3 separate regions of the Homo sapiens genome follow, and regions 2 and 3 are each linked to region 1. The links are chromatin loops, found by intact Hi-C in ENCODE. Cell type or tissue: OCI-LY7. All regions are shown on one strand. Each heading gives the region's core, and the rest is flanking DNA. Links, peaks and the distances in the headings are about the cores only. Region 1 overlaps MCTP2 (multiple C2 and transmembrane domain containing 2). Region 2 overlaps MCTP2 (multiple C2 and transmembrane domain containing 2). Region 3 has its middle 57 kb from the start of LINC01581.

Region 1 (10,807 bases), core at 1,926-9,925:
GTAAAAACTGCCATGCCATCCTAGAATATATTCTGTAATTCTGTTAGGACTTATCCTAAGACAAATTAGTTACTAGCTAGCATAGGGCAGGACATTATTTTGCAAATTTCTTGTATGATTGCATCCTTTGCAGCAATTTTTTTCTCACAAAGGAGATAAATGTATATGTCTTAAAGTTTTAGTGGTTTTTCTAACTTTAAGGATCAGAAGACTTTCTTATTCTAAGTTACTTATTCATTTTTTATTGAGTGCTAAAATGGTGAATAATATCCTAAAATGTTTTGTTCTATGTTTTTAATTTTTTGAAAAAAATGTAACTATATATACTAGATTTCCATATTTTATATCCTCAAGTCATATTTTTATATAAGTATCAGAATCATTTCACATAAGCACATAAAACAGCCTAATTTTATACTAGCTATTGGGAATATTTTTGGACACACCAAAATTATTTTGACAGGTGAGATGCTTTATTTCCTCTTTAGCCCTATAATTCTTAGTGCAGCCACATTTATGTAAGAGATCTTTAATGAGTTCTTAAATATTTTTATGAATGAATGAGCCTGCAAGCTTAATACCTGTGCTCTATATAGATGACATTTTGTTAGGCCTATGACCTCTCCTGTGTAGGAGTGTGATTTTTGAAAATTAAGTGAGAAGTAGATTTTAAGGATATCTGAAGTTTTCTTTAGGAAACATTATCTACTGCATTTTAGTCACTTACATGAAGTATGTATTTCCAGAAGGCAGAGCTTTTCTTAGGATTAGATCCCATGTGGGTTTCCTTTTGAGAGATTTCCCATATTCCTTCTATTGTAGAGGTTTTAATTATACTTTTTCACTTCTAGTTGAAACCACTTCTGTTTTTTCAGGGTAGATATTAATTCTCTAAGCTAAATTTTTAGCTTTTTGCAAGAAGGACCTATGCCTCGTTTAAGTTTGTATCTTCACTTGATAGCACAATATTTTTTTACATGGAAGACACTCAGAATTTGATAAATGAACAGGCAAGGAACCCCTGCCTCACCCCAACCAGTGTATTACAGTTGGAGCTACCTGCTGGTCGCTCATATGAATATCTGAAAAATGGTGTTTTAATTGTGTTTCAAGTGGTTATTCTCAAGTGACCAAATGTGCAAAGCAGCCATGCAATTTTTCCATCTCTTCTGATTTTCTCCAAGTGATTTTTTTTTTTTAAACTGTAGGGCTCATTCCACATTCCACCCCACTGATCAATTCAATCTATGATCCAGGACCAGTACATGATAGCATCTTTCCCAACAAAATGTTATTCTTCAGTATTTTATCCCACTTGCTTTTTTTCTGTTCTTTCTTTTCTTTCGCTAAAAGTAATTTTACAACAGATATACCCTCCCTCTGTACTATTTAGGTTAAAAAAATCTAAGGTATGTTTAGCATGCTAATAGATGAAGCCACAATTTCTAAATGTGTCTGCATCATCATAGTTGGCTTTAATAGTATTAAAGGCTCTTTTCCATGCTCACTTCCTTTGTCTCCTTAGCTTGTTTGCATGTACAGTAATGATGGTAGCCCTCTGCATTGTTGTAGAATTTCAGACTACAGTATCATTTTGCCTGTACTGCCCAATGTGATTCTCCCATCTACCCAAGAAACTCTATAAGGAGGTCTTTATTATTCAAATATTAATGTAAGAAATGTGAGGTACAGGAAGGTTACGTGATTTTTCTAAAATCACACAGCTAATACATGAAGCCAGAACGGGGGCCCAGGTATTCCTACGTCACAACCTTTTTTTTCTTGTCCCTTAAAGAATGACCAAGGTGGCTGGGTGTGGTGGCTCACGCCTGTAATCCCAGCACTTTGGGAGGCTGAGGTGGGTGGATCACCTGAGGTCAGGAGTTCAACACCAGCCTGACCAACATGGCGAAACCCCATCTCTTAAAACAAAAAAAGGAACCAAGGGGTCTGTGATTTCCTGTTGACAGTCGGTCTCACAGAGTTGTGAATAGGGCAAAATTATTGAAACTTTTGATCCTGGACACCTTCATAAATAAGGTGTGCATTTGAAACATGCAATCTGAGTGCCCTATAATTTTTATCCTAAGTTTTTTTTTTTCAAACATAGATAGTCTCAGTGCATTGTGGAATACTTTTGCCCTCATTGGTGCATTTGAGCTACTGTGCAGGTTTATAATCTTCTCAGTGACTAAGAATGCAGTGTTTTGATCAGCTGTGATATTATCCCTGCCTTGCCGTTCATTGTGAAGACTCCAGATGCGCACACCATATATAATTAACAATAGAAGATATATCTGTTCTCAATACGTCTTTGTCTCCCTTCATCATTTTGCCTTGTCTGTTTTCTTTTGCCAAAAAGCCCATGCTACAATTAAATGTCTTTAGAATAACACAGTGAGAGTATTTCAGTGTAAAGGAACACTGGGGGAAATTTTAGCTAGAAACGTGAAGCTTGCTGTGGGGGTAGAGGGAAAAAAGGCAGAGTGCAGCTTTGACTTGAGGGAAAGGCGATCATTTGCTAGGAACCTTCACCAGCCCAACCGCCAAGCCACCATTTACTCGGGCACAATGGCTGGCTCCCATTTGCAAAGCAGATGTAAATCTGACCCTCCAAAGAAATAACTGGAGGTTGGCATTGTGTCAGGTATAATGCCATGCAGGAAGCCTAGTCCTCAGATGAAAGCAAAATAATACTTAATGAACAACAACAAAAAAATCAAACCCTTTGTGTGTTGGGGACTACTGAACAGTTAAATGTTACCTTGACTTCTGAGTAGGAGCCATTCAGAGTACAACGAAGCTAAGAATTCATTCAGCGTCATTGGGACTGACAGCCCTTCAGATATGATCCTTGTTAAACAAGCACCCTGTGGCAAAACTTCAGAAGGCCACCTAGTCTTTCTGCTTCTAAAACTCAACATGAAAAACGGGTTGACATTTGGTGAAAAGACTACAGCTTATGAGCTCCGGATATAGTCAAAGCAGCTCCAAAGAGCAGAGTAGAAGACAAAACGTGGTTGAGAGGAACTCCCCTCTAAAGAGTAAACCAGGGGCAGAGCGTGTCCTGGATATGCACGGGAACCCAAGGTGCAGCCACCAAAGAGGGACGGTCTATAGGATGTTGACATCTTAAACGTTCAACCCGTTTCTAATTATCCTTGTCCTTGTCCTAAATTAGCATGTTCTCCATTGCCCAGACAGACCCACGCACCGACGTTGTGATCCATAAATTAAGTTAGCAACCATAGTAAGATAATTTGCCAATAATAACTTTTCACAGTTTCCTGCAGCATCAAAGTACAATCAACATGTCAGGTTCTGTTCTGCTGTGAGAGGAGAGAAACCTGTGAAAATGAGTTGGAGGTGGGGAAAGACAGATGACTGCGGTTTTCTTTGTAACAACAAGAAAACAACTCCCGCCCTCTACCTCCCACTGCTACGTTTGGTCCAGAGCCTCCAAGCAGGGACTTGTTTGGGCTAATGAAGGCCTTTTCCCATCTGGGACATTTGTTTTCATAGCAGAGGCGGCTGTTAATCAGCGTATTCCAAAAAAGCCAACGTGCTCCCCAGTTTGAGCGTGTGTTTCTGTCGCCCTGCTGCTGGGATTGTAATGGGATTTTCACAGCTGAAGAAGGCAGAGCCCCTCTTCACCAGCCCCTGCTTCCTGCCTTCAGGAAAAGGCATTTGTGAATGATTCTACATGACAGCAACATGTGCTTGACTTGAGGTCTGGTAATTGTTTTCACACTAATTTTTACTTGTGAATATCCCCTCTCCCCCGAGTCAGGCGAGTTTTTGAAGATAGATGCTAGATAGATAGATGATTGACTGACAGATAGATAGATAGATAGATAGATAGATAGATAGATAGATAGATAGACAGACAGACAGATAAAGAGATCTCCTGTGTTTCTATTTTTCAGGCATAAATAAATTTACTAAGAAGCTTCGAAATCCCTATTCCATCGACAATAATGAGCTACTAGACTTCCTCTCTAGGGTACCGTCTGATGTTCAAAAGGTATGTAATGAATGGTTACCACCAACAGTGGCCCCAACCTGAAATCTGGCCAGCCCCGGAGCCAGAGGAACACAAGGCTTTGCTTGTGTGAGTAATTGAGATAAGGAACCAGAAAATCCTTAAAGAGGCCTGGCTTGCAGAGAAGTGGCAGAAAAATCTTTGTCCAAAGCATGAGGTGATTGGGGGAAATTGTTTTGAAAAAGAGCTACTTAAGTATGATCTGGAACTCACACTGTGTGGCTACTGGGCACTGATGCTTGTCCCCTTTCGATTGCTTGCCTCCCTAAAGAGGATAAGATGGGCTCAGTGAGTAGAATTGCATGAGATCCAAACCCAGGGAGTGTTGCTTATTTTCTTCTTCCGGGTGGCAAGCATTTTAGGGGAAGTAGGGGACAAAAGGATTATTCTTTTTATTCTCATTTGCCCTGATTTATCTCCTAGGCCTCCCTTCTATCGTCTTCCCTCTGAAGACTTAGGGATGCTGAGAATGCAGCCCCCATTTACTGTAATACACAAAGAGGCAGAGGCAGTGTGAAATAATGTGAGATCAATCAGAAGTATTATTCACAGATAATGGTCACCTAGTCCAGCAGTGTCCTGTTTCTGTGGATACACAGAGATTAACGAAGGCAACAATACTAGAAAGTCGTGTAGAGTAGCTCGATCCTGGCCCCTGTGGATCAGCCTGCTATAAATCCAGAGGAAGGAGGGCAGGCGGCAGTTTCTCTAATGGAGAACAGAGATCACTGAATAGGTAGATGGGGAGACCATGGCGTGAAATATCATCAAGATGATCAAAGACACAATCCTTTAATATCTCAGAGAATCCCAAATCAAATATCGATTTTCATATTTGAGCCACTGTAGCATAATTGGTTCCCTGGCAGCTCAGGGAGGATTTCAAAGATCTGGGGCGGAAAAGCCTTAGAGTTTCTTTCCCCTTCATTCCGAGTTCTAGAAATTAAAATGGACTCTGTGATGCTATCTTCCTTTAAAATTCATTTCATAATTAGCTGTGAAAACACATTCTAGAAAGATGAATTTACTCTTTAACATTTGTATTACTTAATTAAAAAATAATAACCCGGCCCCTGTTTGTTTTGCATTGAAGATTGACAGGTATGTCATCCTCTGCTCCCTTAGGGCACCTTCGCAAAACACCATAAGGAATGGGGTGTTTTCTTCATTTATCTGCCTCTGACAAAGTACAGCCTGACTTCTGTGATCAGGCATAATGTCCTTGGGGAATTTGTCACAAATGCTAAAAATAGGGAGCACATGTGGTCTGTAATACAATGTTTTAAATAAAGCCATTCCACCAGCAGCCTATCAAAGCCCACACACCAAAGCAATATATTTGCAACGTACCATCACTTGGGTCGCAGTGTGAGTTCACACTGTATCCTTGAAGAACAGAAATTTCCCTCAAGCCCCCAAGGATTCTCTGTGCAGAGTCCAGTCACTAGCCCTCAAAGTGGCCATTCCAGTTGGAGATGGCATGAACACAGAGAGATGCAGCAAAAGAACATTCCAGGAAGATGTACAGTATGCTAGTAAGATCCTCCGTGTATCGCCAAGGGCGCTTTCTAATAACACAGTGACAGTTTGCCACTGGGGACTCCCAAGTACTCATATTTATCACAGATGTTTTAGTCATTACATTGCAAATGAAATTAATTTCCACGAGAAATCTATATAAAAGTCTGGGGTCCAGTATCAATTTCAGCATTTTTTCCTCTCAGGCAAAGTAAATGTGTATAATTTTCCGAGATGTTTTCCCCAAGATTTTAGATATTTTTAAACGAATAATCCTCAGTAAGTTGCTGTATCATATACTAAGATAAACATTCCCAAGAGGCAGTTATTAAGCTTACTTATGGTTGAAAACTGGCACACACAAAACGAACATCATCTAGCAGTGCCCAGCGAAGGTAGAAACCCACGCATCTCATTAGAAAAATCTGCTTTTAATATTTTGGTTTCAAGAAATGATGCATGACTTCTCAAATCCTTCCTGCAATTAATCCCTCCATGTTCCTGTGTTTAGAAAATGATTCATTACCTTTGAACCTTCCTTCCTTTGCCTTCGGTTGTCCTTGGGGAGCCATTAGCACACACTGTGGCGAGCTAGGGTTACCTAACCGCCAGCATCACGGCTATTTGTTTTCACAGGTGCAGTATGCAGAATTGAAACTCTGCAGCAGCCACAGCCCCCTGCGGAAGAAGCGCAGCGCTCTCTAGGGCACACACCGACTTTGGACAGCAGCACCCAATATTGTGTTTGGTTGAGTAGACCAATGTTATGGCTGTTTCAGTGGTACCCAAGGTGTCCTTCTGAAATGCATGCCCTGTGGCACCCTCTGTATACTTCCTCCTCCTTCACGTGCACAGACATACACACATGTGCACACACCCTCATGCATGGGTGTCCTAGTTGCGTAGAGGGTCAGCCCAGCGAAAAGCAACAACCCCAAGACTGTGAAAGACTAACATCCATTCTGAAATAGGAGATAACAAGGCTGCCATGGATCTGAACACCACCTTCCTTGAGAACAGCCAGGAGCCCACTTGGATTCAAGAGTGACTTTGAACTTGTTTTCACACCTCCAACAGACTCTCATTAAGATTCAGTTATTTCCGCTCCCCAGCCCCACACTCCTTTCAGATTATCGTTCATGGGCGTAAGTCTCTTCTCAGAGTTAACAAGTCTTTGGTAGTCATCCTCTGTCCAAATATTGTATATTATTAAAAGGCATTTTTAATAATTACCAGAATTAGCTCAAACCTTTAGGGATCTTTCAGCCATGATTATTAAGGATATGTATGTGAATTTTTGGGAAACCTCTCGGTGCTGGATGCCAGCCTACAGCAGGGTCCATTGCTGGCAATGGATGGCCCAGGAAGGTCCCTAGAGATCACTCACTTGAAAAATGAGGGTCCCATGAAAGTATTTGGTTGCCTTCTGATGCCACTTCTTCTCACTTTACTTTTTGCTTATTTTCAAAATATTATAAAATGTCAACATATAATTTCAGAAAGGCAGGTGGGGGTAGGGGAGAAATGAATGAATAAATTCTCTAGGTATTTAGAAAGATAAGAAACTGAAGACCGAGAGACTAATAAGGCTGCTTACCTAATTATTATAATCATTTCATTTGCCTGAATGTTTTAAGCAGGAAGTAGAAATACTTTGGCTGCCCAAATGTATCTTTTGTTCCTCTTAGAAGTAAAATAAGCTACATACAATAAAAATTTATTTCAGAACCCCATTTCTAGAAAATACCACCCCAGAGTCCTCATTTGATAGCATCTGTCTCCTGCAGACCTCATCATTCCACAGTATTTCCCTGCCATGTAAAAATCCTGACTTTGTGCGTATATAAAATGTATGCAATTAAGTCTGTTTAAATGATATTTAAGTTTTAAAGACTGTATTTTGTTGACACATACTTTGTGCAGTTTTTATGTATGTATGTATTATAAAAAAAGTTAAGGTTAAAAAGATCTCATTTAATAGTGAGTTCACTATTTTTTTTTTTTTGTCTCTGGGTTGTAATTTAATAATCTTCAAACAAAATGTTTACGAAAAATGCCAAAGATTCTAAATCTTATCATCCCGTGTCTGTTTTTCTTCATGTTGTATCTCACTGGGTTGCTTTCTGGCTGAGCCAGAATTCTGCATGATTTGATTTACTTCAAGTTAATGAAGCTGGCTGGAAAAGAGCCTTGCAGAAATTATAAAAGCTCCAGTAAATCTCGTAGTTGTACATACAATAGATACCCAAGAACCTCTTTTGTTAAACCAGTTACTCAATCTTCTGTGTAAACAATGCCTCATTGTCTTGCTTCTAACTATCATCTAGTTTATCATAGTCTGTCATTTTGTAACGACCTAAGTCAGACATTTTTAAACAGACATGTGAGATCTGATCAGTCATTTGAATGAAAACTTTCAGCAGCAAAATAACCCCTTATTTATTTAAAAGTGGAACCAATACTTTATTGTTGTTCTTTTGCTATAGAATTTCAAAATGAAATTATTTGCCCGACAAGAAGGCATCATTAGTTAGACTTGTTTCCTCTGTAGCCCGATTGAAATTCTCAGTGTTAAGTTTAGGACCCAAACACCAGCTGGGACGTAAGAGCAGGACCGAATCAACCTTGAATAAACTGTATATAGAAAACAATTGTTAGTTGATTAAGTAGACATTGGATGTTTGTTAGAAAGGAATGTTAGTTGTAAGTGACATGTTAAGATTTATACAATTGTCAAAAACTTTTAGGAAAGATTCCAGAATGCTTTTGATAAAATTTATCGATTGTGGATTCACAGTGTGATAATTAAGTAGGGATGTTGAAGTCTTGCCAAGTTTTCCTGGTTCCCTTCTCAAACTTTATCTTCCCATTTCTAGCCCTGTCTCTCTATCTTACAGGCATCTACACCTCAGCAAGTCAGAAACTAAACATCATCTGTCTCTCCCTGTCTTCAGAACCCCAACCCTCATAATCTCCTTCCAGCTTCCTTATTTCCCTTACCAGGACTGGCATTTTCTGGGCTTGGAATTTCTCGGTCATCCTCTTTTTTTTTGTTCCTCGTGCTGTTGTCCTCGTCTCCCAACCCCTAAAGCCTAGTAGGTCCAGTGTCAATGCATTAACCACTTCTGTTCTGATTTCCACCACCCAAGTGGAGGCCTTCATAACCTCTCAGACGTCACGGCCATGATGCCAGTTACATTATGCCTAGTTAATCTTCATTCAGACTGGAAGGACCTGCCCCCAGTTGTTTCTTTCTGAATAGATTCTACTCTCCTTCAACACTTCCAAAGTCTCCTGCCCCAAAGAGGCTTAGTTAGTCCTGTGGCTGGATGTGACTCCAACTTCCTTTTTTGTACCATCACATCTTTCATATCTTTCTGGCATCTGCCATACATCATAAGAGGCTTTGACCACTGTCCTCCACTGAATAGCCCATTACAGCTAGCACCTAATAGTTACTCAGGAAATAAATACATGTTTAACAGGCCAGGTCGTAGAGATTATTTTTCTTTCTCTGCCTTTTCATGTGCTGCTTTCAGAACAGAGGGCTGGATTGGATAGATTAGTATGATCTATCCTGGAGATTCATTTCTTGCATTAAGAGCTTATTTTGTGTGATATTATTTATAATCCCTGACTATGTCAATTATAAACTTTTAAATTATGTCTTATATTTGAAGTTCTTACCTACATATCAGAGGAAAATATAATGTTTATTTCTAGGTGGTAAAACAATCTTCTGGATTCTTTTTTCTTTACTTGTAAATTATCATTTAACAAGTCTATATTGAATGCCGATAATTTTCTGGAACAAAACAGACTACATTCCCTTGGTAAAGCCAGACATTAAACAGATACTTTCAAGCAACAGCATGCCATGCTCAGATTTAAGTTTGAAAAATATTCTAGCTGCAATGGATAGCCTAGCAATTTTCAAAGTTTAGAGAAGTTATTAATATTAGCCCTTTGTAGTACTCCTGATAAATGAATAACACCCTGGACTTTCAAATAGTGGCACTGGGAAAAAAGTAAGTAGAATTGAGAGATGGTGAAGAGATAAAGTGAGCAGGACTTAACAATTGCTGGACTATGGGATGAGGGAGCGTAGAGTCAAGGATGGCTCTCAGTCCCTAGGTCTCCAGGTCTAGGAAGATGGTGTTACCTTTCACTAAGGGAGAGAACTGTAAGAACTGCTGTGAGAGGACCACAGGAGTCCAGTTTTAGCGCTGAATCTCAGGTGACTGAAAAGCATCCAAATAGGAATGTCAGCAAGGTAATGGAATATATAGTTCTCAGAGAAGTAACACACTGTACTTGAGATGTACACAAGTTAAAGGCAAACATTGTATATGAAAAGTGATCAAAACTACATGCTTCAAGAAATTAAACCTTGAAGAACTCAACAGTTAATGTCATATATAGAAAGGCAAGTCAGTTAAGAGTGTAAATAGAAACGGGTAAATACAGAGGAGAAAAACAGTAAGCATGGACTGTCCTAGAATTCAGTGGCAGAGCATACTGCAAGAAAGCTGATGTGGTCAATAATATCAAATGCCGCTGAGATCACATAAGTACAGAATCATGACCTTAATGGTTTGACAGTTTGGAAGCACCCTGGCAACAAGCCATTTCAGTGGAATGGTAGAAATGGAAACCACGCTGGGTTGAGAAGTGAGTGGATGTGAAAATATGGGGCCTCTGAATGGAGGTAACCCTTGAAAAATTCCACTGTGGAGAAGAAAGGAGAGAGAGAGGGCTGGAATTTGGAATGAAAGGAGATATTTGGGATTATTTTAGTAAGAAAACAGAGGTGTCATGACCTCAGTGTAACCCTATTAGCTGCAAAAAATTCTTCATGGGCTTGAGATGGAGTTAGCCATATTCATTATTGAAAACTATGTTCTGCACTTATACATTGTTGGTTGGAGTGTAAATTAGTTCAACCGCTGTGGAAGACAGGGTGGGTGTTTCCTCAAAAACCTAAAGACAGAAATACCATTTGACCCAGCAATCCCATAACTGGGTATGTACCCAAAGGAATATAAATTGTTCTACTATAAAAACACATGCACACACATGTTCACTGCAACACTATTTACAATAGCAAAGACACTGGATCAGTCTAAATGCCCATCATTGATAGAATGGATAAAGAAAATGTGGTAGAGGTACACCATGGAATACTATGCAGCCATAAAAAAGAATGAGATCATGTCCTTTTGCAGGAACTTGGATACAGCTGGAGGC
Region 2 (10,807 bases), core at 1,731-9,730, 66 kb before region 1:
ATATGTTAAAATATTATTTACTTGACAGATGGCATCATCAGAAGGTGATTTTAAACAGCAAAGTTCTGATGCTTTTAACATAGAATTGCATTTATGCAGTTTCATTTTTCCACCGATATTTCAGGCACACACCTATTGTATCAAGGGAGGCAAGTTTGTGGGGCATTGATGGATTCTTTGCTTTATTAAATTTTTACTTGGATGTTTGATCTAAAAAGTAATCTAAATCTACCATATATCAACGAGTATCTTCATAAAGCTATGATTTTAACATCTGTGACTTTTTTCCGATTTTTTGAGTATAGGGAAATAAAGAATTTACTTTTCAGAGTTGACAAGGACTGAAATATGATACACAAATTAAAGCATCAATCAACCTCTCCCTCAATAAAGTTAAAAAATACAACTGTCCACTCGCTTGGTAATATCCCATATTTAACATATATAGAATTTTTAGCTTTTAGAGATCCTAGAATATTGAGAAAATGTGAAGTAATTTCACATAGAACTTAAAAACAACAGTAGCAGTAATAGAGCCAACCCTTCCAACACACATGTACTTGTGCACACACACACACACACACACACACACACACACACACACACATGCATGAACACGAAGAAGCAGAGGACATTTGGGAAATTAAAAGTTGCTCTGTTGAATGTTTTGTGAAAGCAGTTTAGTAAAAACCAAAGGCAAGGCCTTGAGGACTGCTGTTTTCCATGATTTCTCTGTGGACCGAAAAACATTCAGATTCATTTTGCTTTGGTACAAATGACAAATGCAACACTGTTTTGAGATTCGACTCATTAAATAATGCTGGTCAAATGTCTTTTTGATGCTTTCGATATTTATGTGTTAACTGTGTCTAAAAGATTTACTTTAAGTTCTGTCACCAGTTTACTCACAACGAAATGCACCTGCATTTCATTAAGCTCTTTCATTGGCTATGACATCCACCAGAAGTCACAACTGGATGTGCAGAGCAGACATCGCTGCCCATTTGCTAGGTGTGTGTGCAGTTGATGCTCAAAAATTAAAAGTATTTGTGTAAAGCTGGAAAAAAGAAATTTCAGTTACAATAACCAGAAGAAGAGGGGTTTTAGACATCTTAAAAGTGTGTATATATAAGTGCACACACAGAACCATATACACATATATGCAAAATATATAGGTATATTCAATGCTTAAAATATTTGGCATCTTATGGTTTTAACATATATAAGATAGTTTCCCTAGTCTTCCTTTTCATGAAGGACTACATAATATACTTTCAAAATGTTTTAAAGTTTTTTTCAGCACTTTTTTAAAATAGGAACAATCCATCATTGCATATTGTGAGCATAATTTTTACAACATAATTGCACCTTCTATTGGCAGGTTCTCAGGCATTAACTAATTATGCAATTTAATAAAATTACAGTAATCGCATTAAAAAGATTATCTGTTAAAAATTTAAAAGGACACTATTAACTATTTTAGCATATTTTCATGTTTATATTTTCAATTTTGTGAGTTGTGATTCCAGACAGAATCATAGCTAGATCGACTGAAATCACTTATTCTTTTGGAGCATTCCAATTTTGACTAGTAAACATTAGATCTCAATTATTGTAATCATAGCACAGCCATATTCACATAGCCTGGTAGATGTAAATGGTTAGCTCCCCCTTTTGTGTGTAGGTCCAGGCTCTGCGTGGGACCCTGTGTCACTACCACTGCCTTTTCTGAGCTTTCTGTTGGTGTGCACTTGCAAGCACATATTTTCTGCCTTCTCTGAATTTTCTTTTCAGGATTCTGTGATGGTGAATACTGAATGTCAGCTTGATTGGATTGAAGGATACAAAGTATTGATCCTGGGTGTGTCTGTGAGAGTGTTGCCAAAGGAGATTTGAGTCAGTGGGCTGGGAAAGGCAGACCCACCCTTAATCTGGGTGGGCACCATCTAATCAGCTGCCAGTGCAACTAGAATATAAGCAGGCAGAAAAATGTGAAAACAGAGACTGGCCTGGCCTCCCAGCCTACATCTTTCTCCCATGCTGGTTGCCTCCTGCCCTTGAACATCGGACTCCGAGTTCTTCAGTTGAGGAACTCGGACTGGCTCTCCTTGCTCCTCAGCCTGCAGATGGCCTATTGTGGGACCTTGTGATTGTGTGAGATAATACTTAATAAACTCATATATATTAACCACCAGATGCCAAGCAGAGCTCTACCTCAAGGCTATGATAATACTCAAATATGAATATATATATATTCCTATTCCATTAGTTCCATCTCTCTAGATAACCCTGACTAATACGGATTCCTTGTCTTTTACAGATCCCAAGTAGTGCAGTCTAATTCACTCTGCTTTCCAGAGATACCCTACTGAGCTTGATCCAGATTTTAGGATCTTCAATCTTAAAGAAAAGACTCCAGAGGTCGTGTAGCAACTTAATGCAGCTGATGTTTGACTACCACCTTCTTCAGGCTTGCTCCTTCTCCCGATCCTCCCTCTTTCCTCCTCTCTCTTCCCTCTTCTCCATCCCCTTCCCACAAGCAGTGATGGTTTCGAGTATCTAGTACACTGCTAGATATTGAAATGCAGGAATGAATTTTCATACTGAGCACTCGTAAGTCTATCAACCCTCCTCCCCTATTTTCCACTCACCCTTCCTTTCCCCCTCCCTTTCCCCCTCCCTCCCTCTCTCTCTCTCTCCTTCCTCCTCACCCCATTTATCCCCTCTACTCTGCCTCTCTCCAGAAGCCCTCCTCACCTCCTTAGTTTCCCTACTTTATTCCCCCAAGTTTCTTCTATCATCCTCCCTTATATTTGAAAACAAGCATATCATAAGAAAAAATGTGCTCTTTGGGAATTAAATTAGGTCATAAGCATGGAAATATTTTAAAAACATGGAATGGGTTACAAGTATGGGTAGGAATTACTGCTATCTGATATAACTATTGGTGGGTGATGGTATTCTTCAAATTCAGAGAAAGGCCTCGCTAAAACACACACACACACTCATGTGCTATTTCATTGCAAACTGTTTTTGTGGACCTGGACTTGTTGAGAACCTGTTCAATGACAGGGTGGAAATGCAAAGCTTGGTATTGTGTGCTGTGGTTGGTGTTCAGGAGTCAATCATTTCCAGGGCTACTTAATGTCTATTTAACCACCAGATGCCAAGCAGAGTTCTCCCTCAAGGCTATGATGATACTCTTCATGCTTGACCTAATAAATTCAGTTCATGTCAAAAATAGATGGCTTATGCCTATAGTTCCAGCACTTTCAGAGACAGAGGCGGAGTTTGAGTCCAGCCTGGGCAACAGAGTGAGACCCCGTCTCAAAAAAAGAAAAAAAAAAAGAAGAGGTATTTTATTTCAATGACTTAATACTTCCGGTTAATGTCATGTGTTATATAGTTATGCAGTGTAACACAGCCTCATGATTGAAGGATTGTTTTAGTATATTGCAAGCTGCAGAAAGGCAAAGGCCCAGTCTTTCATCTTTGTGCATATCCTTACTGCTTAGGATAATGTTGGGTACACAGTAGGCATCTAATCAATGCTTCTTGGAAGGGTGCTAGAACTAGTGAAAATCATCTGTTACCAGATGTTGCTTTCTTTTTATTCGTACACCTCCGTTGATCATAATAGCCTGTGGCCGCATCAGTAGCTAAAATCCAAAAACAACCTGGCAGCTTCATCATATTCTTGTCTGTTATGCATTTTTCTGGCTTTTTCTTGATCCTGCCCATCCAGGAATTGTGCTAACTAGTAGCAAAATGGCCAAAAGGCAGCCAGGAGGAGGAAGAGAGCTGGAAAATCTCTAACTGCCATCACAGCCCCTGAATCTGAGAAGATTCTATTTTTGATATTTTCAGAACTGAATGCCTTTTCTCCCCTTTCATTTGTTTCTGTATGTGACACCTGGATGTGCAAACATTTTGTGTGATGCAAAAACAGAAAAGAATATTTAGAAATAGGGGGACCTGGTGTGTGTGAAAACAGTTATAACCAATTCCTTATGTAGGTTTTGACCTGTTGAAGAACATGCTCAGCACTTAGATATCTGGCTAATTTGATATTGCTTTTTTTTTTTTTTTCTTTTTTTGCAGTCTGAGCTTTGTCATTTGTTTCTAAGCTGTCATTTTTATTAGTCTCTCTGGCTGATCTTTTGGGGCTCCCCATCAGGTGGCATGTGCTCGCCATTGTCTGGCTGTGCTTGGCAAGCGGAGGGCCCTTTTATTGCTGTGTGATGTGGGCGTGCTTGCTGGGGTAGCCTGTAATTAGACCCACCACAGGTGACAGTTACTAGAGAGCCCAGTAATCGTTCTAGCTGCCTGATCTGATGTTTATGGAGAGAAGCCTTCTTTGTGGTCTGGTCAGGGTTTACTACAGCGTGTTGTACTTTTGCCATTTGATTTATGATTTAGAAAGGTGTGTTTTGTTACTGCTCCCTTTATCTAGGGGTTGTGTCATTGGCTTTTTAAATAACAGATGTGTTTTAGAGGGAGATTTTTATTATAAAGCCTGATCATCCCCATCTCACGTATACAAAAAAAAAGATTTTGATATTTAATCAAAATCAGGTTCAATATGTAATCATCTAAGCCTTGCTCTTGCACAGTGTTTACTGACTGTTCTAGTCTCCCTGGGATTCTCTTATTACCTAAATCCATATTGGTTTTGGCCTTTTAAAATGACTTTTCTATTGCTTCCCAAGCTCTTTAAAATTTCTGTTTTAATTCATTGTCTGGGATGCTTCATTTTGTCAAGGAAAAAACCCAAAACAAAACAGAAATATACTTGTGGGCCCCATTGGTGTTAGGCAAGACCCAACAGCTGTTGTTTTTAATATAGGAAAGATGGAGCCACAGAATGAGGTAGGAGGGGCTTTCATGGTCAGTCTGAGGGGAAGAAGAAAGCTGCAGGCTTCAGAAAGTGATTTTCCCAAGGCCTCCTCATTTGTTTGAATAGAGGATTCTCAGTCCTACACTACTTTTACAATGCACGGCTTGTATAGTCATAAACTTTGAAATTACGGTTTTAGTTCTTGAGTACAAACTGCATATACACAGGATCCTTGGACTCTGCTTTTTTTTTTTTTAGGTACATTTTCCCTCAGGTCTTACATTTGAGTAAAAATAGTTTGTGAGTCTGTGGAGTTGCTATTCAGAGTGGTAACATGCCGTAGGGAGATGTAAATCTGTATTGCTACCTCGTGCTCACTTGACTGACTCTTCCGTTGGAACAGGTGAATTTTCCTCATCAAAATGTTGTGTCCATGGTGATGAGAGTAATGAAGATGATAACGATGATCACAATGATGACAAGGATGATGATGATGATGAACGGTGTTTTTGTGTTTGGGAGGTGTTTAAGTTTTGACTTCTGCTCTAAAACCTTGCTCTTTATTAGGCTTTAGCGATGCTGTTAGTGAAGCCTTGTCTTACATTGTCTTCTCTTTAAGGAATAGAGTATTGCTTCTTCAGCTAAGTATGCCTTTGTTAATAGCCACATTTCTTCTGCTCTGGGTTAAGCTAGGTACATGCAATTATAAACATTTTGTGTCCCATAGCAAGAGCAGTTTTCCTTGGAAATCACCGAGACCCTCAATTTTTTTTGCAAGGAAACTTTTATAGGCTAATTCATTACCCCCATCCCCAAATTCTACTTTTCACAATAGGAAAATGCATAGTGTGTTTAGCTGTGAAAAAAAATTAGCCGACTGTGGCCTCATTAACTGCACCTCTTTCGGCAAATTTGATTTTGCATTTCATTGGCGATTTTTACATTTTTGATAATCTACATGTTTTCAAAAAATTGATTTCCTGGAAATTTAATCAAAAACAGGGTTGGGGAATAAGAGGAGGGAGAGAAAAAAGGAAAAGGAAAGAAAAATAACAAATAGCTTGGCAATCGCTTGAGTTTACTTAAAGATAGTCCTGCAGGTGGCGATAGAAACTCATAAATGATAAAATCCTAAGGTAAATTTCTGTGGGCTACTTCTTGGGGATTTTAATTTCAGCAATTTATTTTTAATTTGATACAATCGTCTATAAGCAGAAATTATTACATTAGTAAAAAAAATTCAAATTTTCATGTTGTGTACTTTTCTGTTTTTATAATAATTTTCTTGAATATTCTGTAGCACATTCTTCCTTATGCAGAAGAAATAAGATCCAGATTACTGCCCAGTTGGTACAGATTTCATTAGGAAAATAACCATTTTAAGGCTTCTTTTTTTTTTAATTTCATTTTTACGTTCTTTAACCTGCAGCTAAAATTTGATGCTTATGTCATTGGCTAGGTTTCACTTCTATAAAGGCCTTTGCTCTTGGGTGTGACATGGCTTGCTTAGGCATGACGCTGAGTGTGTGTGTGTGTGTGTGTGTGTTCACAGAGACATTCCTTCATATCATAGTATCAAATCTAGTTGCTTCCAGAGGCCATTTCCTCCCTTAGTTAGGTGTTTCAAGTTAGTTTTAATGTGACTAGGATCACAAATTTCTTGAAAGCTATTTTATCTAGGGATAAAAACAAAACATAAATATGTATATTTTTAACATTAGACAATACATAGTGAATATGATAACATTTTTTCAATTCTTTTAGTTATTTTGGGCATGAGGCATTGTCAAAGCAAAGTGAAAGCATTTGGAAGACAGGAGATCTTTCTTTTCTGCTAGTTAAGGTTCAAGAGTTTTTAAATTGCTTTTTGTGACTATATATATTCATTTATGGTTTTTTAAGTTTGAATCTGAAAATGCAAACTCTAAAGGATAAAACTAATTTTCAACTTTCCTATTTTCTTGTAGTCTCATTTAGAAAACCTTTGCAGTGTACATTTTCAAGGTGGAGCTGCCTTGATTCTAAGAAAATGTAATTATTTTGGTTTAAACACTTTAGGCTTTAGATGTTGAGTGTCATCAACAGATAACTGTGATGGTCTTGAGCAAATTATGTGAATTGCAGTCTCTGCCTTTCTTCTGAACATTTCCCTAAGTCTTATGGTAAAGTTCAAACCAGTAATGTCTTATATGCTGTACCCTTGGATCCAGAATTTTTTTTATGATATAATAGAAGAGGCAGAAAAAGAAAGAAAAGAAACCTCTGGCCTTCTTATATTCTGTTTCAATTGTTCTTCCAATTACTCATGAGGGAGAGGAGTGGAATGCAAGTCAGACACTCTGAAAACCTATTTTGCAGCCTTCATATAAAAAATATTCAGTTCTCTGCTCTGTTAGCAGCTGACCAAAATCTAATCCGTTAAAAAATACATCGTGGTAAGCAGTTCTTGAAAATGTTTATAATAAATGGTAAAAGCCAAGCTTCCACTGTGAGATTAGCAGTTGGAACAGGACGTGTTCATCAGGAAATAGGTTATTGCCTGACTAGTGTGTCCTGCAGAGTAACCTGCAGGATAGATGAAGATTTAAAAGCTTGCAGTGCAAGGATTTTATTTGATTTTCCCCCTTTGCTTTCTTTTGCATATTCCAGTGTTGTTTATCACTCATGGTATTTTTCCCAATGACTCTCTTATGAAGTTCATTTTACAAACAAAAAGTGTGGCATGTTTTGGGGGTTGGTTCCATTCACGCCCCATGATCATCTAATGACCTATGGGTATTAATGTTGCTAATACACTTTTTTACATTACAGACTTCGTAGCTTAAAGATAAATGTGAAAGAATATTTTCCAGAGATCTGGACCTACCACCAGCTTCCATCTTAAAGATACAGGAAGTGCTGCAGAGAATTATGGTGTCTTTCCTGCTTTTTGCTTGACTGCAGTCCAGCCTGAGAGTCAGTGGACAGTAGTGCTCATGAATAATGCCTTCTATGTGGATGATACCTACAGTAACACAGGAGTGACTAAGAGATCAAATACACTGGCTAAAAAGCCTTAGGGAAGCATTATGTGTCTGAGGTCTGATCTATTGTCTGGGAGGTCGCAGAGTGTTAATGCACTCTGCAAAGATTACACTCCCTCTCTAATTGCTCAGACACTTCCTTAAAGGATTTAAACAGTCAGGAAAGGTGACGCTCCTTGTCAATTTTTGTCTTCTGCCTGCAGTTGAAGTTTATCTGTCTTTCCACTGAGACCACTAGATCAAGTAACCTAGACGGTGTCAAAGGCATAAACTCTGAATTAGGAGTGAAAGCAATAAGAGATGTTATTTACCGTACCGTTGTTACTTGCTCTTTAAATGCTCTGCATTCCATTTCTGGTGTTTACATAGTGAAAACGACAGCATCTCTGTGTTCCAAAGCGGGGCTTAAAAGGGTCCAAGGCTTCACTTTGACTTTTGATCAAATTTGTTTTCATAATCCTTTCGCAGTGCCATAACACCCCGTGCAGCATTCTCCTTTTAGGTTATTATTTCAGCTAAATATGTAGAAAATAGGTGAACTTTAGGATTCCCTCGGTGCGTCCCCCCAACCTCACCCCTCCCAACACACCCCCATTCTGAGATGTTTCCCCTGAATTAGGCATATGCAAGACCAACCCACATTTAGGACGTGATAACTTTGTCCAGACCATCATTGTAAACTTCAAATGATACACAGACACATTTGAAAAAAGATCTCCTCTCTGCATTGGAGAATCCTAACTCAATCTTGTGTGTCTGGAGAGCTGATATAGCAATTTTATCAGACTCTGTATCTCTTATATTGCTTTGATTATAACTCAGTGTTTCCTAAATGACACTGAAAAGCTTAAAGAAAGGTTTTACTAGTTCTTTCCCAATGGCAGTTTAGGAAATATCGGGGAGCTGTCTGTTTGTGAAGAGCATAATGAACTCCTTAAATTCATAGTCTGTGTTGCTGCTGTAGGAAGGAGTGGGGAGTGCAAGCTTGCATTCCACCTCGAGCATTTTCTACCCACTATGCACAGTTGCATCATTGAGAAGTAAGCATTCCTCTTAGATCAGTTCAAATTGCTAATATATGTGTCCTACAGCCTGCAATATAATATTTACGTAGCTTCCGAAAGAGACCTGCAAGGATTCCCTGTAATTCAAGATGGTAGTCTGACTGATGGGTGTAGAAGGATTTTTTTTTTTGTTTTAAAGAAATTCTTGTTTGTCCCATGAGATTTTCACACTTTTCGGCTGACGGCACTGTATTTTACTCATCCTGTATAAAGCTGTCAGTGTATTCATTATATGTGTGTCTTGAAGACTCTGAGCAGATGACGGGAACAATTGCTGGAGGGGGAAAACACATTTGAATCAAAATCTTCAGAAGAGCATTTCTGTAGTCTCTCCTGTTCCTGCTTCTGCGTGGACTGTCCCTCGCACTTTCTCTGATTGCATGTTATCTCACACTGTTGGTAGATTACACTGAATGTTTCATCTGTATATAAAAATTAAAAATTCAAACAAAAATCTGGCCCACATGAAGAACAGGCCCTTTGGGCATATGGTTCATTATGCATATTCGTTTAATTACTAAAACACTTGCGATGGCTTTAGTGCCCTTGCTTTCAACTTGCAAAGTTGGATCTCTTCTATTGCACAGAAAATATAGTGCAGAATTCTGTTATGAAGGAGGAAAAAAGAAAAGAAAAAAATAGAGCCTTTGAAGAAATTATTGGAATTCACCAAAAGGAGGTATGATTGTCAGTATGAAATAAATGGGAAAAGGGATTTCTCCCCTTCCTCGTCTTTGTCATCTCCTTCTCCCTCCCATTTCTACCACTACCCCGAAGGCTGTTTTTACTGTGGTTAGTTTATAAGTAATGTGAGACTAAGGATTTAGGTTTCAAACATGTTCCCTCTGAGCGCCTCAAGTCTCATGATGAAGCAAAGTTTTATTGTTTAGAAGGGGGCTGCTATGAAAGTGTGACTTTAATTGATTTTTCAGGGCAAACAGGTGGTGATGGTTTAGACATCTCCTGGCCTGAGTGCCACTCCTAATTTGGGTCTACACATATAATAGCTTTATTAAAATAAACAATCCCTTGGCTTTGGTTTTACCTGAACATCTGCCTCCTGGTTTTTAGAGGGCTTTTAAAAATATTTTCACTGTGTGCTTAACAGGATCTGATCCTAACATAGCTAAGAAAGACTTTATTTTCTATTTATGCCATCAAATTTTTTATTTTTATCTGATGTTAAAGACACTAAAATTTAGAAGCATCTTTAAATGGGATAATCAGTGCTTCAGTAGTTTTCTTTAGAGCACCTTCATTTACAGGATGCAACAGATTTTGAATGTAACAGGTCAAAAATTGAATTTGTAGTTGCTGGGTTTTGATTTGAACTTTTATTTTGGTGCACAAAAGATTGTTTGAGTGAGTACACGTACGTGTGTGTGTGCGCACATGTTTTAAGACCATATTTTGGATTTATTCCTGAGCGCTGGTGATGTTTCAGCATTGTAAGAAAGCTTCTTGGACTCCTCTTGATCAGAATAAATTCAAGACTCCTAACAGCATTTCTAAGGGAAAGGAGGATCCAAGCCTTGGCATCGTTCTTGTTTTTAGTGGCAAGTATGTGTGGCTCTGATACAAGCACAATTTTGCTTTTCAATTAAGCAAATAGGTAGTCTATCTGAGTAACGGGAGACCATCCAAGACATTCTTGATATGATTCCTAAAGGAATTGTACTTTGCTATAAATAGCATCACTCACTAATCACTATTGGAGGGTTCCTGAATTCGGGTACCTTAGTCGGTTTTAAACACATTGAATATGTACAGAGCTATTGCAGGCTTAATGTGAACTTACTGCAAGCCTGCTTCTTTTAGTGCCAGAAATAAAGCTGCAAGTGGAGTAACTTAATACAGCGAACTGCTTTACTCTATCACTGCAC
Region 3 (10,807 bases), core at 1,281-9,280, 310 kb before region 1:
AATGCAAACAGAAATGCAAAATTGGGTACAAAAGTGAATATTAGCTTAGAATGTGAAAGACAACCACAACAGAATACAAATTTGAATATGTTGACAAATACCTCCAACATCCAGTACATCTAGAAAGATGGTATACCTCTACTAAATAACTGCATGACCCTTGCCCCCACTGCTTTTATCTTCCTACAGTTTTTAGCTTTACATTTTTAATCTCTTCATATAATTGCAATTTTATAATATTTTCCACAGAGAGACTAAAGAGATAAGTTAGTCTTTCCTCTAGCAGAGTTTATCCAAATTTGTTTTATTATTGATAGTCAGGATGAATAAACCACAGGCATTTGGGCACGAACACAATCACTGCTTTAGGCCCATGGCACAATTGTCTTTCAAGCAGGAAATCTGAAAAATTACTTTACACTCAATTCCCAGAAACAAAGAAAAAATATATGTGATGCATTTATAATTGTATACATTGTATTCTTAAGTTTATTCTTGAAAGGGTTATTTTGACTAAATATCAATGGGAATTCCATCAATTCTGCCATCAGTTGTGTACATTTGACTATTTGAAGACATTTCCACAAATTGACTTCTGATTCGATATATGCCAAACCTTGTTTCTCTTCTACTATCCTTGTGCTTCCGGGGCCAGTTGCAGTAGGACGTGATCAGAGTATGGTACAAGCAAGGTCCTGTATCTTCATGAGAGAATGCTGAGTTGGGTCAATGATGTAAGCAGTACTAACATTCTGAAGGCCATTCCTACCCTAGGGTGGTTCCCAGTAATTAAACACAACCAGTAATTAAACACAAAACCACTACAAAGCACGTACACCTCAATAAGCCCAAACTAAATGGATCCCGTTTTCAACCTTTCTGCTGCCAGAGCCTATAAGCCCTGATGGTGTTTCCAGTGCATTCTGTGAAGAGAGACATGGAAAGAAAAAGATGAGTTCTACCTTCCCAGTAGGTTTGCTGGGGACATTGCTGGTTTTAGGACTGAATGTCCCACATCCTGGGAATTCTCTCAGTCCTAAACACACCAGGAAGACTCATTATTCTAGGAGAAAGAGACAGTCATCTTAGCCATTGGTGGTTAAACTTGGCAACTTTTTATAAATGTATAACCTGTGGATGCACTGCTGGAGCTCTTCCTAGGGTATTAATAGTGACCCATGCAAGCAGGGGGCTTAACTTTAAGTGAGGGCCTGCAGCCGAAGTTCCAGTAGCCTCCTACGAAATCTGCTGGGTTTTTAATTCATCTTTATCTTCGAATCTTTAATTTAGCTGCAATTTATTTTCAACTCAGATTCTTTATATTCTTCCTAGTCTTCTTCCCTCTGGCTGTTGTGTTCCTTGGATGGCTACGTTTCTGTTGTAGCATTTTGTGACTCAGGTAACTGCCTTTGGGATCACCATGTGATGAAGATTCTGTCAGAGATGGGAGTTGATGCAGTCACTCCCAGTGGGGTTAATGGAGTAGAAGAAAAGTTGCCCACCTCCCACTGAGGCACCTGGGGAAGTCTCTCTGCTACTGAGAACCCCAGCCTCAGGGAACCCACTCTCCACTCAGCAGCTTCTTAGCATCTTGGTGTCGGGAAACACAGAATTCACGTCCCATGCCCATGTTGCCCAGGGGTCCCCAGAATTCAGAGGTCCATGTTCTCCCGAGGATCTGCCACTTCATCTTCTTTGTTGCAGAGATCTCTGAGGCTCATTTCCAAGAACCCACATAATCCAAGAAAGAGGAAATCCCAGAGCAATTTGGCTTTGGTTTTTCTGCAATAGATCAAACAAAACATAACAAGCCTCACCTGCCCCTGACTGCCTTTTGCCCTGGGTGTACATATCCATGTGTTTGTGTGTGTGTGTGTGTGTGTGTGTGTATTAAATACATTTTCCTGCTGTTTCTATTCTTTCATTATCATAACAGAAAGATAACAGAGCCTGAATAACACAAGACCCTGGAGACCTGTTAGATTAAAAGCTCATGGAGTGCTTTAACCAGTTTTATAGTTGTTATAACGGTGACGAAAACATTCAGAGAGCTAAACCCACGGATATATATATATGTATGTGTATATATGTATGTATATATGTATGTATATATGTATATATGTATGTATATATGTATATATACATGTATATATATGTGTATATATACATGTATATATATGTATATATGTATGTATATATGTATATATACATGTATATATATGTATGTATATATGTACATGTATATATATGTATATATACATGTATATATATGTATGTATATATGTACATGTATATATACACACATATTATATATAAGCCCTGTGATTTCTCATTTATAAATGAGGCCTATTATTTCTCATTTATAAATGATCCCAATGGTTTTTATCTCATCAGGCTGTTTTGAAGCATAAATAAATAAGCAGATGTTCACATATCCAATACATGCGTAGTATAGACATAATACTACATGTGCAAGATCTGTCAGAGTAGATGAATGTGAATTCAGGTGTAGTTTCTGCTTGGGGTGAAGGAACGTTGGGAGGCTATACTGTTTCATGGGAAAAAACACAGGCAATGTTGTCACATCAACCTGGATTAAAACCATTACTTTATCACATACTAGTAAGCTTCTTAATCTATCTGGAACCCCTATGTATAAAATAAACTGAATACCTACTTAACAGAGTTGTTGTCGTGTAAAATGCTTGAATGCCCAGCAATTGAAGCAGATTGGCATAGAGGGGCAGGGCCTGGGCAGAACAAGCATGTGAAGACCTCCTTCTGTGCCCCTTCAGCTCCTTGTCTCACCATAAACCTCAGAAATGCAATGATGCTACCAAGAAAGCGTGCAGCAGCCACCACGAAAAGCTTTGATTTCCTCCTCTTTCTATTGCTCCTTCTCTCTCCTTGGGACTCACGCTAAGAACTTGAACTGTATGATTTCATATCACTTAAGGAAAAAAAAGGAATATTAGGGAGTTCAAGGGGCAGCCACTTGGCAAACATGAAAGCTTGCTTCGGAACATCTTTATAAGCCCCATTTTCATCCAGGTGCTCCTGAGAGCTGCCCCCTGCAGAGCTAACAGAGGCTTCAAGTCCACGCTGCTCATATCCCTTGGCAGCAATTAGAGAAACTGCCCTTCAACATGGGCTTTATTTTATCCTGTGATTGCTAGGGAGAGCTACAAACAGCATCCAGCAGGCAGCGATAGCATTACCTGTTATCATTGTCATTTTCTATTTCATTTATGTTCAACCGCCTTAAATACCGGAAAAGCAGTTTTACTTAAAAGGCTTGGCCCTGCACTTCCAGGTTTATCAGAATAAAGCAGAAACCAAGCTGGAGAGTTTTAAGGGCACAGGAAAAAAAATTAACACCGTTTGGAGACAGGAGGCTTTGAATTATAGTGGGCAAAGATAGCTGGGTTCTGCTTAAGACTTTAAGCATCCAAATAGGTGCATTTAAAATAAATGCCCCCACAGACTTCATCTGAACCCTCATGCCTTTTGTGATCAACATAAAGCAAGCCTCTCAGCAGTAGCTCTCATAAATTCCAAGGATTAATCCACACAGATTGCATTTGGGATACAACAGCAGGTTCGGATGAAGAGCGGGTAGTTTTGTCTGAATGCTTTTCGCTCAGTTAGTAGCAGGACAGCTATCTGTTTTTTGAGACTTAAATTTGGAAATAACTGTCATTTATTGGGTACTTTAATGGGCTAGGTGAGGCCTGTTCAAGGACTTTAGATGGAATTTCATTTAACTCGTACAAAATCTTGTAAGTAGCATTAAAGACGAAGAAATCAAGACTCAGAGAGATAATTAACTTGCTGAAAATCAAATTGCTGGTAAGTAATGGAGAGCCAAAATTTAGGTAAGAAGGGATATCAGAGTCAAGGTGACAGCAGATGTATCTTACTCAAAAACATCATTCCTCTTCCACCAGGCCATACCTTTGACATATGCAAAATAAATATTGCCAAATCTAAGATGCCATCAGTTGTGAGATGCTCTGTCATGTATCATAAAGAAAAGACAAAAAAACTTGTCAATTAAACTGATTCCAAGACACATTCTAATTTCAGATGTAAAATGTGAGGAAAAAAGTGTTTTTAAAGAGCCGTGAAAAAATGGTAATTAAAAAACTAGGCTTAAATGTAAACAACAAAAATGGTAATTAAAAACTAGGCTTAAATGTAAACAACAAAAATGGTAAGTAGAAAACTAGGCTTACATGTAAACAAAAAAATGGTAATTAAAAAAACTAGGCTTAAACGTAAACAGTAAAGAAGTAATACGCAGGCCTAGCTGGAGGGCAGATTGATGATACACAAGGCACATTCTTGTTACCTCTGCTTTCTCCGAAGCTGAGAATAAAATCCAGATTCAATCATTGCCGTTTCTGTATTCTACCTGCAGGGGGCAGTGCAGGCTACTGTATGTGGCCTTTGGCCTCACTGGGAAAGGGTTTCAGAGGATCAGGGGCAGTTGGAGAAATTTTTTTCACTTCTTTTATTTGTATTTGCTGTTTCTGAACTGATTTGAATCACAGTGTCATTTCTGTTGCGCTTTCCTTCTCCTTCTTCTCCTCTCTGATGTCTTCTCTCTCCGCATTTACTCTTTTTCTCCCAAGATTCCCAAAGTCTGAAACAGCTCTACTTGCAGTGAAAAGAAATGCGTCCCCCTTTTCCTTGCACTTCTAATCAGACGTTGACGGATTAGCTAAAGGCGGGGGGAAGCTGGTGTCCTGATTATTCTATGTGCCCATTTATCTGGAGAATGTTTCTCAGGTAGATCTTCCTACCTCTTGATGTACTTGATGAAATCTATTTCTATCACTTTCCTCCTAAAACCCTCAAATACCCCGTCAAATCCCATAGGATAAGTCTAAGCATGGAAATCTATCTTAGCCTGTTTCTCCTACCCTGTTCTGCACCACTACACCAGGCTGCAGCCCGTGAACACATACTGTGTCCATTCCCAACTCCGGGCCTTCACTTATGGCTGCCTTCTCTCTGAAATGTCCTTCCCCTATTCTCTGCTCATAAAACATCATGCTCACTCATCCCTCAAAACTCAGTTCAAGTTCCTTAGTGAAACCTTCTCTCACTTGAACTTCACAGCCTTCCACATACATCCCAACCATCTTAGCAGCCTTCTGTGCACAAGCTCATTGGCAGGCTGTCACTCTAGCAGCTATCAATGTGGCAATCTTCCTCTTTCGTTCTTATTTATATCTGTTTTCCCATTACATAGCACAGGGCTGGAATGATGGTAGGTACTCAATTCATATTTATTAAATTCATAATCGAATGGCTCTTTTCTAAAATACACTACTTCTGATATATCCTAGGTAAGTTATCTTTAACTTGTACACATTTAGGTCACCCGGAAAGCTCTTGAAACTCCTCATAAACAGACCCCACCCCAGACCAATGAAACCAGAACTTCTGTGGATGTAGCCCAGGCATGAGCATCTTTGAAAGTTCTCCAGCTTTCAAGACGCAACCAAGGCTTAGAATTACTGCCATTGCAGTGATTTACAAAATGTGGTCCCAAGGCCAGCCATATCAACCTTTTATGGTAAAGGCAAATTTTTAGGACTCACCCAAAACCATAAATGCAGAAATGGCTGGGGAGTTTGGGAGTGGTGGCTGGGGGGCGGGGGGGGGGGCAGGGTAGCAATCTGTATTTTAAGAGACCATTTATTTAGTCAACGCATACTACAGTGTAAGAACCACTGCCTCGTCCTGGCGTGGCTCACGCCTGTAATCCCGTTGTGTCCGGAGTTGGTTCCTCCATGCCTGTAATCCCAGTGTGTCCGGATTTGGTTCCTTCCAGTAGGTTCGTGGTCTTACTGACTTCAAGAATGAAACCGCGAACCTTGCTGGTGAGTGTTACAGCTCTTCAACGTGGCAGGGACCCAAAGAGTGAGCAGCAGTAAGATTTATTATGAAGAGTGAAAGAATAAAGCTTCCCCAGCAAGGAAGAGGACCCTACCACGTTGCCGCTGCTGGTTGGGGTGGCCAGCTTTTATTCCCTTATTTGTCCTCCCCCCATGTCCTGCTGATTGGTCCATTTTACAGAGCGCTGATTGGTCCATTTTACAAAGTGCCAATTGGTCCATTTTACAAACCTCTAGCTAGCTACAGAGTGCTGGTTGGTGCATTTTTGCAGAGCACTGATTGGTGAATTTATAAACCTCTTGTAAGACAGAAAAGTTCCCCAAGTCCCCACTGGATCCAGGAGGTCCAGCTGTCTTCGCCTTTCAGTAGGACTTTGGGAGGTTGAGGTGGGCGCATCCCCTGAGGTCAGGAGTTCGAGACCAGCCTGGCCAACATAGTGAAACCCCGTCTCTACTAAAAATACAAAAATTAGCTGGTGTGGTGGGACGTGCCTGTTATCCCAACTACTCGGGAGGCTGAGGCAGGAGAATTGCTTGAACCCAGGAGGTGGAGGTTGCAGTGAGCCAAGATAGTGCCACTGCACTCCAGCCTGGGCAACAGAGCGATACCCCGTCTCACACCCACACAAAAATACTAAAATAAAAAAAAAAACCCACTGCCTCCGAGATTCACTTTAAATAATGTTGCAATGTTTTGTGTGAATGAATCCTTCCTCCACCTTGTTCCGATTTTATTCTGGGCACTATTTCTTCCATATACTTACAAACAAAAAGCAGGCTCATATTAGATTTTTTTTTTAACCCAGTTTGGTCTTGTGATCTACATCAATCCATCTTGTGACCAATATCAATGCAATAGCCCAAAAAGATATTTTACATGTTTATTTCATGCCTTAAAACAACCAGAAATATCATTGTCATGGCTAATTTCCAAATTATGAACTAAAAATTGACAAAAAACGAACATACATTGGACTTTCACTATGTGCCACACACATATTAATACACTTAACATGTATTATGTTAAGTGCTTAATTATCTCACAACTCTAAAAAGTGAGTACATTAGCACATCCATTCTACAGATGAGAAAAGGAAGGCTGGAAAAAGACATGATGAATCCAGGGGGAAGAGCAGGGATTTGAATTCAGATCTGCCCTGACGTCAAGTTCTTCTTTGGGGTTTCATGATTTTCCATTTTGTACTTTGCACATAGTCATGCAGCTGTAGAGTGAAGAAAATCTGTTGCTTTTCAAAGTTCCTGGCTAGTTCCTGAAGAAATGTTATTACTTTGAGCACACTGATATGGTTTGGCTGTGTCCCCACCCAAATCTCATCTTGAATTTTAGCTCCCATAATTCCCACTTGTTGTGGGAGGTGATTGAATAATGGGGGGGGGTGGGTCTTTCCTGTGCTGTTCTCGTGATAGTGAATAAGTCTCACGAGATCTGATGGTTTTATACAGGGGAGTTCCCATGCACATGCTCTCTTTTTTTGCTTGCCACCATGTAAGATCTGACTTTGCTCCTCCTCTACCTTCTCTCATGATTGTGAGGCCTCCCCAGCCATGTGGCACTGACTCCATTAAACCTCCTTCCTTTATAAATTACCCAGTCTCAGGTATGTCTTTATTAGCAGTGTGAGAACAGGCTAATACACACATTAAATAATTATGCTGTTTCCTGCTCATTTGGAGTGGTATACACATAAGGGCTTTCTCTCTTTTTTTTTCCCCCAAGGCTTTAAAAAGGGGTATGATTTCAACACTCACAGGATTGGAGAGGAAGTTTTATTCGAAGACGGTAAAACTCTTAAACTCACAGCCTTGGTTCTAAACCTATGGTCTGAATTCTTAGAGTCATTATTCACGTTGTCATTCTGAGTCTATGAATATTACTAAAGTTTTACCAGGCCCTGTGCTAGGCTTTGGGAGGCAGAGCGGTGAAAGAGATAGGTAAGGCCTCTGCTTTCCTCTTAATCAAGCCAGGGCCCCTGCTTGCTCGCCATCAAGAAGAACCATATCTACAATACATAAATCAGTGCAGTAGCTAAGTTTAGATGTTATGATTGCATTACCAAAGGCAATAAGACAGGAGGTGGCCAGCGCAGGCCTCCATGAACTAAACTGTATCGTGTGTGTGTGTGTGTGTGTGTGTGTGTGTGCGCGCGCGCGTGTGCGTGTGTGTGTGTACACGTTTCCTCTTAAGGGTACTGACAGAAAGATCTTTTTACCTGCGTACCTCTGTTAATAACTAGTTCTAAACTATGTTGGAGAATGGGTATGGATTCTACAACCAGATTAAATAGATATGGCCTATCTGACAAAGCAAACCTGAGATTCTATTTTCAAAACAGTACACCTCAATCATAAAATCTCTAATGCCAGCACCACCTGTAGCTCGCTGAGCCCCAGCTGAAGGAGAAGGGGATAAGTAAGGAGGTTTTTAAGACCGTGGCTGGTACAAAGCCGACTGCCCACAGATCAACCAGTGGCAAAGCCCCCAGGAAGCAACCGGCTGTGGAAGCTGCTTGCAGTAGTGCGCCCTCTCCTGGAAGGGTGAAGAAAACTCATAATTACAGGCCTGGTTACTGTGACACTCCATGATATCAGACCTTATCAGAAGTCCTCCAAACTTCTGATTTGCAAACTTTCCTTCCAGCATCTGATGCACGTAATTGCTCAGGACTTGAAAACATCTGCGCTTTTAGAGCGCAGCTATTGGTGCTTTGCAGGAGGCAAGTGAGTGAGGGCTATCTGGTTGGCCTTTTTGAAGACACCAACTTGTGCACTATCCATGCCAAATGTGTAACAATTATGCCAAAAGTCGTCCAGCTAGCACATCTCATACGTAGAGAAGGTCCTTAAGAATCCTCTATGATGGGAACATTTCATTCTGAGAAAAATTCTCTTCTTCTTGTTATTGGTGGTTCTGAATGTTAGATATTTTTTTTTCCATGGGGTCAAAAGGTAACTAAGTATATGATTGCCAGTGAAAAAACAGAGGACAGAAACCAGATATTGACACTTTTTTTCTGTGTTCGTTTGTGTGTGAACTGTTAGTATAAATGCCCTGCATTTATGTCCCTACATGAAGCATTAATGCAAGTCAAACCTTTCAGTGAAGAAGTCTCAGTGGTTAAACTTTATAACAATTAAGAAACCTGTTATTTTTTTTCTGAACAATGCTAGCATTTGGATTTTTTAAAAAAAAATAAGTAAATGTTTTATTGACAGCAACTAAATGGTGTTTGTAGCATTTTTATCAAATGACAGATACCATCCATTCACTAGACTTTTCTCACTGAATTGTCCTACATGCAGTACGTGTTTTTTAATGTTGTCTTTCTTCTGTGTTGTTTCTGTAAGTTTGCTATTAAAATACATTAAACTATTTTTAAAAAACTCTCCATAGGTCGTGGTCAGCAAGCATGTCTTCAGCAATCACATCAGTCTCAGGAGAAATTTTCATGGTCAGGAAGATAAATTTCATCCTAGATAGGGCAGTGTTGTAATAAAGGCATAGAATAGGATGGAAGCATGGTGATGACCAGGAATAATGAGAACTCTCCTCTACCTGCCTGTCCAACAGATATATTATTTAAGGATAATTAGTTCAATGCTTAAATCAATGAAATCTTATTTTAAAATAGAGTTACAAATAATCACTTTTAGTAACTCAGAAGGAAGCACTGGGATGAGGCTATGAAAGGCAGAATGTGTTAGTGAACAAAGTCATTGAGTCCGTTAGGTCACAACTGAGACTATGCTTTCAAAAGCATCCCCTAGCCTAATTACCCAATTGTTTTCTTTTTGATTTTTAGACAGAGTCTTGCTCTGTCACCCAGGCTGGAGTGGTGCGATCTGGGCTCACTGCCACCTCCGCCTCCCAAGTTCAAGCAATTCTCCTGCCTCAGCCTCCTGAGTAGCTGGGACTACAAGTGTGCACCACCACGCCTGGCTAATTTTTGTATTTGTAGTAGAGACAAGATTTCACCATGTTGGCCAGACTAGCCTCAAAGTCCTGACCTCAACAGATCCACCCACGTTGGCCTCTCAAAGTTCTGGGATTACAGGCATGAGCCACTGCACCCAGCCCTATATGTATTTTTTTAATAGTCCTTTTCCCCTAGAATTGTTCACAACCCTTATTCTATTCCTTTCCTTATGTTTCTGTCTTTCATCCTCCCCATCAGGAGGGCCAATTACAAAATACTCAGGGAAGGAAAGGCTCTTAGGGACATGTTTCTAGGAAGATGAATCTCTATAAACTTTCCTTCAAACAATCACCAACTCCAGTTTCCTGATTTTAACTCAATTGTCAAGTCATTGTTAGATTCAAAAATAGTAAACAAGAAAGCAAAGAATAAATCAGAACCTGAGGATAAAGGGCAGAAGGTTCATTGAAGAAGGTAAAAGTTTGGTCCACAAAAACAATTTTAGAATAAATGAATCCAGTAATGTCGCAGGATACAAAACCAACACTCAAAACTCAGTGTGTTTCTCTACACTAACAACAGAAAACCCCAGAAGGAAATAAAATCAACAATCCCTTTTACAATACCATCAAAAAGGATAATGTAGAATAATGAAGGTGCTTACCACTATGAACTTCCCTCTTAGGTCTACTTTTGCTGCATCCCCTAAGTTGTGTTTCCATTTTCAATTGTCTCAAGATATTTTTTAATTTTCCTTTTGATTTCTTCTTTGACCCTTTGGTTGCTCAGAAGTATGTTGTTTAATTTCTACCTATTTGTGTGTTTTCCCATTTTCTTCCTGTGATTGGTTTATAGTTTTATATCACTGTGATTGGAAAAGATAACCTGGTATGATTTCAACCTTCTTGAATTTGTTAAAACTTATTTTGTGTCCTAACATATGGTCTATCCTGGAGAATGTTCCAT

Evidence for each region. A loop is a pair of places that touch in the nucleus more often than their neighbours do. Peaks named below come from ENCODE experiments on the same cell type or tissue, not always from the same donor. Only the 100,000 strongest peaks of a DNase experiment are listed, where the experiment ranks them.
Region 2: it touches region 1 in a loop (4-fold over the local background); 4 of 110 quality-filtered maps call a loop at or near these places.
Region 3: it touches region 1 in a loop (2.2-fold over the local background); 2 of 110 quality-filtered maps call a loop at or near these places.

The regions. Positions count from the first base shown.
Region 1 is chr15:94,472,770-94,483,576 of GRCh38, forward strand. MCTP2 (multiple C2 and transmembrane domain containing 2) reads left to right here. Exons shown (of 23, transcript NM_001385001.1): 22 at 3,927-4,024; 23 at 6,197-10,807. The coding sequence ends at 6,265. Among named protein-coding and RNA genes, the nearest start is that of LINC02852, 110 kb to the right of the region's middle. In OCI-LY7, for the core only: CTCF peaks have their summits at 6,260 and 6,462; a DNase peak (open chromatin) is centred at 6,192; H3K4me3 peaks cover 1,244 bases; H3K27ac peaks cover 1,516 bases.
Region 2 is chr15:94,407,211-94,418,017 of GRCh38, forward strand. All of the region lies in intron 17 of MCTP2 (multiple C2 and transmembrane domain containing 2), which reads left to right. Among named protein-coding and RNA genes, the nearest start is that of LINC02852, 180 kb to the right of the region's middle. In OCI-LY7, for the core only: CTCF peaks have their summits at 5,917 (motif pointing right) and 6,120; DNase peaks (open chromatin) are centred at 4,281, 5,931 and 6,331; H3K27ac peaks cover 1,545 bases.
Region 3 is chr15:94,159,990-94,170,796 of GRCh38, forward strand. It overlaps the pseudogene H3P40. Among named protein-coding and RNA genes, the nearest start is that of LINC01581, 57 kb to the left of the region's middle. In OCI-LY7, for the core only: CTCF peaks have their summits at 4,410 (motif pointing right), 4,609, 8,453 (motif pointing left) and 8,654; DNase peaks (open chromatin) are centred at 4,442 and 8,442.